Linked DNA regions of Homo sapiens: all the other regions are linked to region 3. Evidence: chromatin contacts called from ENCODE Hi-C data. All regions are on one chromosome and are shown on one strand. Each heading gives the region's core, a stretch centred on a gene start or an enhancer-like site at or near the end of the contact. The rest is flanking DNA. Distances are from core to core; before and after follow the strand shown.

Region 1 (2,700 bases), core at 158-2,657, 3.9 Mb before region 3:
ACCTCAGTGTAAGTGAAAGATACTTGGTGCATGACCAGCCCTATTTTAAGGCTAATACAAAAATAGGCTCTAGATTTTTCTATTAGAACCTTTAAGGAAGGTGAAAAAAATTGATGTATTTGTCCCAAGATGATTAAGAATTTGAAACAGAAAAATAGATTATGTCATGCTTGAATATAAGTAAACTCTAATTGCTGAAATCTGTAATTAATATCTCATACATAACTTATAGAATTATAATTACATCTCCCCGAAAGAATTACCACTCTTCACAGCATTTAAGTTTTTGAATCAGTGTAAACAGTTTTAGGTCCACTTTGCAACACTCAAAAACTAACAGTTTGAAATTTGCACAACAGCCTAAAGAAAGAGGAACTGTCCTGGAATAAAAGAGAGTGGACAACTGGCAACAAAACACTCCTGAATGTGACAACGCACATTCTCCACAAAAGCTAAAACTAGAGAAATCGACACAATAACCATGTAACCCATATGCAATCTCAAAGGAACAAAAGATGAAATAAGTACTGTAATGATATGCCCCAGAAACACCGAAAAGTTTATTTCTTTGCTCTAAAATCGTGAGCTGATAGTTTTGCTCGGTACACTTGCATTGTTTCAATTAAAATGGTCAGTCCCGGGTATGAACTTCTTCGTTAGTTAGCTGAACAATGGGATCTCAAGGAACTACTGGCTTTTTATGAACGAATGCAGTGGTTTCTAGCACCTGCTTATTTTAACGTTTTGCTGTCATTTCATTAGCATCTCCCCTGCGGGCTGCGTGAACTCCGCAAATCACACATCCTACTGCCTTTCCCGGCGGCAGCCGCACTGAGTCACCGGCCCCGGACCCCGCCCTGCAGGGCATTCCAGCTGCTTCCAGCAGGACCCGTTCCGCAGGCCTGCGCCTCACTCTTGCTGCGCCAGGACTGCAGAGGGACATGGTAAAAACGGGGGCTGAAAGACCTCTCGCAACAGCCTTTTAGGACAGACTCAAAGCCTTCCTCCCTGAGTTTTATCTGTAGGACCGAAACAACAAAATCTCAGAGGAACCCACCAACCACAGCAGGCCGCAGCCGCGGCGACCCCGGCCCGCACACACTGCGCACGCGCGCACACACGCGCCCTCCGCCCGGTGGGGGTTCGCCCAGAGGTTGACAGAGGAAGGTGGGTGGGGGCCTAGAGCGGTGGGTCATGGCTGGCTGCACCCGCAAACTCACTCACCTCCGTAAACGGATCCATCGCCCCAGGCGTCGGACTACGAGACGATGGAAACGGTGGTTCAAATTCAGGAAGAGAAAAGTGAGTCTCAGCTCAGTGTGTCTCCTGGAAAAAACCAGGAGTCTGAGGCGGGGGAACTCTCCCACAACCAGCTGTCCTCTCCTCTCGGCTTCCAGTGACGGACTCGGCCTCTGCAGCCGTTCAAATTTGAATTTCAGCGCCGAGCCGCGAGCATGCGCGCTGGGCGGAGCCGGGGCGCCCTCTCCCCGCCCCTGCGCTCGGTCACGTGGCCGCGCCGGGCCGGGTGGTTCCCAGGGGCGGCCCCGCCTCCTTCCCGGCCCCCTCCCAGCCCTCGCCGCGGGGTGGAGGCGGGCAGCGGGGCGCTTCCTGCTCTCCAACGGCGTCGGGTTCCTGGCTCCACCCCCAACAACCACACATTCCCCTCAGCTTTAAGGCGATTGCTTCACACCAACCGCGTTTGGGTGTTCCCGCCTTCCTTCATTCCTAAATAAAGTATTAAGGCCGGGAGTAGTGGCGCATGCTTATAATCCCAGCATTTGGGGAGGCTGAGGCTGGAGGATCGCTTGAGCCCAGGAGGTCATGGCTGCAGTGAGCTGCGATCTCACTACTGCACTCCAGCCTGGGCGGCAGAGTGAGACCCTGCCTCAAAAAAGAAAAAAAAAGGATTAAGAGCCCTTGTGTTGGCAGGACATAATCCCAGCACTGTGGGAGGCCGAGGCGGGCAGATCACGAGGTCAGGAGTTCAAGACCAGCCTTGCCAACATGGTGAAACCCCGTCTCTACTAAAAATACAAAAAAATTAGATAGGCATGGTGGCGCGTGCCTCTAATCCCAGCTACTCGGGAGGCTGAGGCAGGAGAATTGCTTGAACTGGGACCCGGGAGGTGGAGGTTGCAGTGAGCAGAGATCACACCACTGCATTCCAGCCTGGGCTACAGAGCCAGACAAAGAGCCCTTGTGTTTCAGGTGCTGCTAGCCCGTTGGCCTTCAGTAGCTTTGTTTCCTAGGTCACACCCAACTCCTAGTCCCCAAAAGGGGGACTGCAGGCCTGGCCCTCAGAAAAGCCAGTTCCGGTGGGTCCCCGACACTCTAAGCCAATGAAATAAAGCTAAAATTAACAGACTGTGTGAAGCGTTCATGCACAATTTTTTATTTTAAATTCCATCCAACTGTGTACAGTGTTAGAGCGGGAGGAATTCTGACAAGCCCTCTATCTAGTTCAATCCTTCCTTTTACTGCCGAGAGAAGGGACACCCGAAAACGTTAAAGAAACTGGTCCAAAGAAATGAAAACCCTGTTCTCAGCTCATGACCCGTTTTCCACACTAGCTAAGGCTGTGTCTCCTGCTTATTCTTTGTAGAGTACTCCAAATTGTAAGATAGGTTACATAATTTCTGTATCAGATTCATTTCTTCTATAACAAGTCTGTGCAGGTAAAGATGACAGTTCTTGATTTGT
Region 2 (2,700 bases), core at 197-2,696, 4.3 Mb after region 3:
ATTTCTCCATGCATCTGCACCAGAGGGTAAGTGAAATTTGCCCTAAGGAAAAATGCTAAATTCAGTATGCATATATTAATATTAATAAAAAAAATGTACTGTTGGGTCATAAACTGCTGATAATGTGTAATATTTCTTAGACACCTGGAAAAGTGCTACTGGAAAATACACACTTTACAGAAGAAATATGACTGCAACTGGAGGAGGGGGTGGGGACAAGAAAGTAATTGATTCTCAGCAAAATGCTGGTTTTCAGGGAAGCTACTAAATTCACCTTAAGTGGTTACCTGGTCAACATTATGCTTTAAATGCTCACAGGATGAAATCGCTTCCTTTTTAAATGAAGAGTCACTATGTCCCTTGCCGTTGTTTCCGCTCCTTCTAGCCTTAACCAATGCACTGTCCTTTCTGCAGTGGCTGAAACGAGGATGGGTTAATTACCAGACCTGAGATGGTGGAGTGGGTGCAGTAGGGTGCTGTAATTTCGGGTGATGAAATTATTTTAGTTTTTGTTTTCCTAGAAGGAGCAGGGAGTATAAAAAACGTGGCACATATGTAAAACACAGGCAAATGCACTTGACAACCAAGCACTCTATTTTGAAATTTAAATAAAGCTAAGATTTTTTTCTGGCCTAGAGGGAAAGCTTCATTAAAATCAATTAGTTAGTACAAACCTCCGGAGAATGTGTACTTTTTCTAAAGAAGGTTTAAAGAAGAAGGTGCACACAATTACCTTTCCTGGGTCCCCTGTGAATGTGTCACACCTAGACAGGTGGCTGAGTACAAAAAAATGTCCCTGAGAGGGACCAGGGTAACTCCCTGAGTTCTCCTCGCAGGGAGGTAGGTGTAATTAATCGATGTGGGTGTATTAAGAACGTCATATACATAACCAAGGAGGCTCCAAACAGATGGCACGGATGGCAAGCCGTAAAGGGCAGGCCTAGCGAGATAAAGTTGGTGGCAGGGCTCGCAGGTGAGGCCTGGGTCCGCGCGCTGAGGTTGGGGCCGCACAGCTGTAGCCGCGCGCCCTGGTCCCTCCTCCCAGCTGCGGCGGCCTTCCCCCCCCGCCCCCGCCCCCGCCCTCCCCCCGCCGCTCCCGACGCCGCCGCCGCAGCCGCCGCCTCCCCTCTGCCTCCCGGTGGCTCCTCGCTCTCCTTCCATCTCTCTCGCCCCCTCTCCCTCCGTCCCGTCCTCGCCGCTCCCCTCACCCCGCCTCTCTCCCCCTCCCCCAGCCCCTCCTCTCCTCACCCCACCCGGCCTCCCTCCCTCCCTCGCCCGCCCGGCGCTCGCAGAGCCGACACCAGGGGGGCTCTCGATGTAGCACCATGACAGGCATCGCCGCCGCCTCCTTCTTCTCCAATACCTGCCGATTCGGGGGCTGCGGACTCCACTTCCCCACCCTGGCCGACCTCATCGAGCACATCGAGGACAACCACATCGGTAAATGGCCCGGGGGTGGGCGGGGGTGCCAGGCGCGCGGAAACTCCTGCCCGGGCGGGGAGCCCCGGAATGGCCAGGGGTGGCCGGCGGGGAGGGAGGCGGCAGGGCGGGGAGGGCGCGTGCGAGCCCCGAGGTGGGGGTGGCGGGATGCGGGGGCGCGAGGTGCCGGGGGGCGGGGAGCGGGCTCGGGTGGGGGAGGGGGCGGGCGCCCCGAGGTGCCGCGGGCGGGCGGGCGGGCGGCTGGGGGACTCAGGGGCGTGCACGCGGGCTGCGAAGTGGTGGGAGCGGGGAGCGCCGCGGCGGGGCGGCGGGGTTGCGGCGGCGGGGCCGAGTGCCGGCGCGCGGGGCGCGGGGCGGAGGGCGCGGCGGGCGGCGGGAGCTGGGCGCTGGGCAGGGTCGCGGAGTTAGTTGGCCCGGGTGGTCGGAGTAGCCCGAGGCGCTGAGGGCAGCGGGGGGCGGGCGCTGCACGCCGCCGGGCGCTTCCGCCCCGGCTCGAGCTGTCAGGGCTCGGCGGCGGCTGCAGCCGCGGGGAGGTGGAGCGGGGGGGCGGGGGTGGCTCCACCGCGGCAGCCATTCCGCTTCCTCCTCCCGCCGCCGCCGCCGCCACTGCGTCCTGTCAGCGCCGGTTGCTAGGTGTGGTGCGTCGGGAGGGGGCCGGGGCCGGCGGCCGCGGGCGGGGGCCGGGGAGCTTGCCCTCTCCCTGGGAGGCGGCCGAGGGGCCCGGGCGGGGCCGGGGACGCGGGCCCGGGGGCTCTGGGTGCCCTCCCCTGCCCCGGCCTGGCGCGGACGCCCGGGCGCTGCGGGCTGAGGTCTTGGGTGCGCCCGCGGGCCGCGCCCAGCGCCCCGGGGTCGACGCGCCCTGGAGGCCCCTGCGGCGGCGCCCGCTGGAGAGACACCCCCAGGGCCCATGGCCGGGCATTTAAATGCACCCCGGCTCTGCGATTTGCCTTTCTAATGGTGCTAGGCCCGAGGTGCGCTGGCTGCGCCCTGGGATCGGCGGCGGCCTGCGCAGCGCCCCGGGCCCGGGAGACGCCGGGGAGGGGGCGCCCCGCAGGGTGGCTGCTTTCCCTTCACGCCTGGACCCCTGGACCTTTCAACAAGTCCTCTGATTTGCAGAAGTCATTGCACACATTTTCACACTTCTATTCGGAACCCCTGCTAAGGGAGGTGGGCCGGGTGCATCTGGCTTAGGCGGTCCAACCACCTGCGGAAGGTGTGACCGACGCCAGCGAGTTGTCCTGCGTGGGCTAGAAGGTGAAG
Region 3 (2,700 bases), core at 186-2,685:
TCCCTTTGTTATCTAAGCTGGTCTCAAACTCCTGGGCTCAAGTGAGCCTTTCATATCAGTCTCTAAAAGTGCTGGCATTCCAGGTGTGAGGATATATTTCAAAATTACGCACAAACACGATTTTTTCACTCCCATCACTTTTCTCTTATTCCCTAGAGAACTTAATTTTTGCCAATAAGTCTTCTAAAATGTTACATTTCCTGTGGAATGCAAGAAACTAAATGCTTCATTAGCTAGTGGTGGCAATTACTATTTTTAATACTTCAAAAAAGCATTTCAATTTACTGTTCACTAGCACATTATGACATCATTCCCTTCCAGTGTTTGCTTGCTCATTAAATAATCCTGTTTCTATTTTGTTCTCTTGCCTTCAATACATAGATTGCAAATATTCCATTTCAGATGCTGCATTAATGATTCAGTGAGGCTGCTGAAAAACGCCTTTATATTTGAACGGTTTGGTAATACACTTTCTCTTATTGCGGTTGATATGGAGAGATTAATCTCTCACCAAAAGGCAAAATCTGGAGAAGATGAAATAGCAAAACTAAGGACCAATGGGAAGGGGGAGGCAAAGTCAATCGACAACCGTACCTAACAGGAGAGATTCCAAGGCTTCCATCAGATAAACAAAGGAAGCTGATTTTTCTACGGAGGCTGCATGTGCTGCAAGCTACCTGAAGCATTAGTATGCAAGCCCACTGAGCCTATTACCTTGAAAGCAGAGTCCAAGCACTGAATTTTTCTAGACTCCCATTATAGGTGGACACCCAGAAAGCCAGTGGAGACAATGATGGACGGGGAAGAGAGTGGGGCCGGTCTTCGATGCTTTCCTCCCACTCCACCAAAGCAGAAGTTAAAAACCTACAACCTACACGTATCAACCAGCTCCTCCGCTGCTCAACCATTTTTCAGGGGCAGAAGGAAGAGGTTGTGGGGGCTGGGCTTCATGTGGGGCGGGTGGGAGGAGCTGCAAAAGGAGTCAGGTTGAGAGGCGAAGGGTCGCAGGCGCTGTGGGGAGGACTGCACGACGCGAGCTGAGCACACAGAAGCAGGGCAGGGGGGCCCCGGAAGGGGCGAACGCCCGAACGGCTGGGGGCGGGGGCGGGCCCTTTCCTCACCTGGCAGCCCTTCTTGTGGTGAAATCCGACCACCACGATGTGCAGTACGGGCCCCCGGGGGACGCCATCCCCGCCTCTCCTGGCCTTCTCCATGGGCGGCCGCCGCGGGCCCGCACGACGACTTCGACCGCCAAGGGCAGCGGGTCTGACGACCCCACCGTGTGCGGAAAGCCGCGGACTTCGGGTGTCAGCGAGCACAGCACATGAGGGCCGCACAGGGAGATCGGTGGAGGCAAAGCAGCTCCCGCCGCCCCCAGGGCCACGGCCGCCCTTCCCTCATCCGCTTCCGCAGCTTCCGGGCTGTCACCTGACACGGCGGCCGCCGCCGGCGAGGCAGGGCTGGGCAAGGCCGGGAGGGCCCTGACGGGGCGGGGTCTGAGAGGCCGAGGTGGAGCCTGGGGGAGCGGGGTGGGTCTAGGAGAGGAGAGATCGACTCTGTGGGGCGGGGAGGAGCGGGGGGAGGAGCGGGGGGAGGGCGGGTCCGGGTGGGACTTGACGAGGAGCGGCGGGGTGGGGCTTACGTGACCCGGGCGGCTGGGCTTGCAGAGCCTGTGGTGTCCGCGGGACCTGGAGGTGCGGCGTGGCACACCTGCTTTTTCCTCCCTGGATTCAATCTCAAAGCACTTCCTTCTCTTTTGCCTTCTCTTTTTCCTCAAAGTTTTCCCACTTCCCTCTTCTCTTCTGTTTTCCTTGCTTTTTCACATCTTTTCGGTTCACTCTCCGAGTGTCCGATTCCTTCACCTCCTTGCCTTTGCCTCTGTGGCCCCCGTCCTTATTCTTAAATATGTAGTAACATGGAGCATACTGGTGAGGTTGCGTATCTGTGTATTCAGCCTTTAAATTACTTGCTTACTCGAGAATTCTTGTTTGTTTCTTTCTAGAGTTTTTTTTTCTTCGTTTAAATATTATGTGTAGGAATCTGAGACGCATTTAAAACCTGAAACAGAATATCCTTGACAACAAAGGAAGTTTACTTGGATACGTGTAAAATGATTATTCTAGTCCTGCGATTTTATAAGAATATTCTTTTCATTCCATCTCATTTTGGGTGTAGTACTCTGGTCAATACAAAATATATGGGCTCTGTTGTCACCAGGGTTTTTTAATTCCTTTACTGATTGTACTACAATTCTTTTTTAAGCAGTGAATCTCATGTCAATTTAAAGTGCATTATAGAAAAGATTTAACAAGTCTTATCTAGGACAGTTTTCAAATAACCTAAAGGATAGGTGTCTGCTTCAAATAGAATTCGAGATTACTACAGTAACTGTGATATTTTGCACTTCTGGTCTTGAAAAGTAAGGAGCTCTGTTCTAATCTAACCATAGCTGAGAAAAACAGTAGGCTTCCTAAATCAAATTTAGTTTCTGTGATTCAGTAGAACTGTTTTAATGCTAATACTGCAGACATTTTTCAAGATGCTGCTATACATTTCTTTTCTGTATTACAAAATTATTGGCATTGGCTAAGAAAACTGTGTAAAACTATATTGCTCCCTGTATGCAGAATATATTAACTGTTTTCTTAATATATTAACTGTTTTGAGCTGTCAGCTGTGTGATGTGTTAACTATTAATAT

The links. Hi-C counts contacts between places; a loop is a spot of excess contacts on that map. Pooled maps may share reads with other maps.
Region 1: a loop to region 3 is called in a map of ascending aorta, with 6 times the contacts of the local background. The contact joins the promoter of ANLN here to the promoter of AVL9 in region 3. A Hi-C loop is called at or near these places in 2 of 168 maps with a recorded cell type or tissue (ascending aorta and naive thymus-derived CD4-positive, alpha-beta T cell) and 9 of 50 pooled maps.
Region 2: a map of CD8-positive, alpha-beta T cell shows a loop between it and region 3 (19-fold over the local background). The contact joins the promoter of JAZF1-AS1 here to the promoter of AVL9 in region 3. A Hi-C loop is called at or near these places in 3 of 168 maps with a recorded cell type or tissue (CD4-positive, alpha-beta memory T cell, CD8-positive, alpha-beta T cell and naive thymus-derived CD4-positive, alpha-beta T cell) and 4 of 50 pooled maps.

Annotation. Positions count from the first base shown.
Region 1 is chr7:36,388,569-36,391,268 of GRCh38, reverse strand. It overlaps ANLN (anillin, actin binding protein), which reads right to left and starts at 1,407. Exons shown (of 24, transcript NM_018685.5): 1 at 1,225-1,407. The coding sequence starts at 1,242. It also overlaps a transcript of MATCAP2 not described here. RefSeq lists enhancers at 581-1,171, 1,172-1,762 and a silencer at 1,353-1,762.
Region 2 is chr7:28,179,203-28,181,902 of GRCh38, reverse strand. It overlaps JAZF1-AS1 (JAZF1 antisense RNA 1), which reads right to left and starts at 1,446. Exons shown (of 4, transcript NR_034097.1): 1 at 1,364-1,446. It overlaps JAZF1 (JAZF zinc finger 1), which reads left to right and starts at 1,108. Exons shown (of 5, transcript NM_175061.4): 1 at 1,108-1,440. The coding sequence starts at 1,326. RefSeq lists a silencer at 1,914-2,033 and enhancers at 1,888-2,387, 2,388-2,700.
Region 3 is chr7:32,494,224-32,496,923 of GRCh38, reverse strand. It overlaps AVL9 (AVL9 cell migration associated), which reads right to left and starts at 1,435. Exons shown (of 16, transcript NM_015060.3): 1 at 1,122-1,435. The coding sequence starts at 1,214. It also overlaps a transcript of LSM5 not described here. RefSeq lists enhancers at 41-839, 840-1,638, 1,712-1,921 and a silencer at 972-1,621.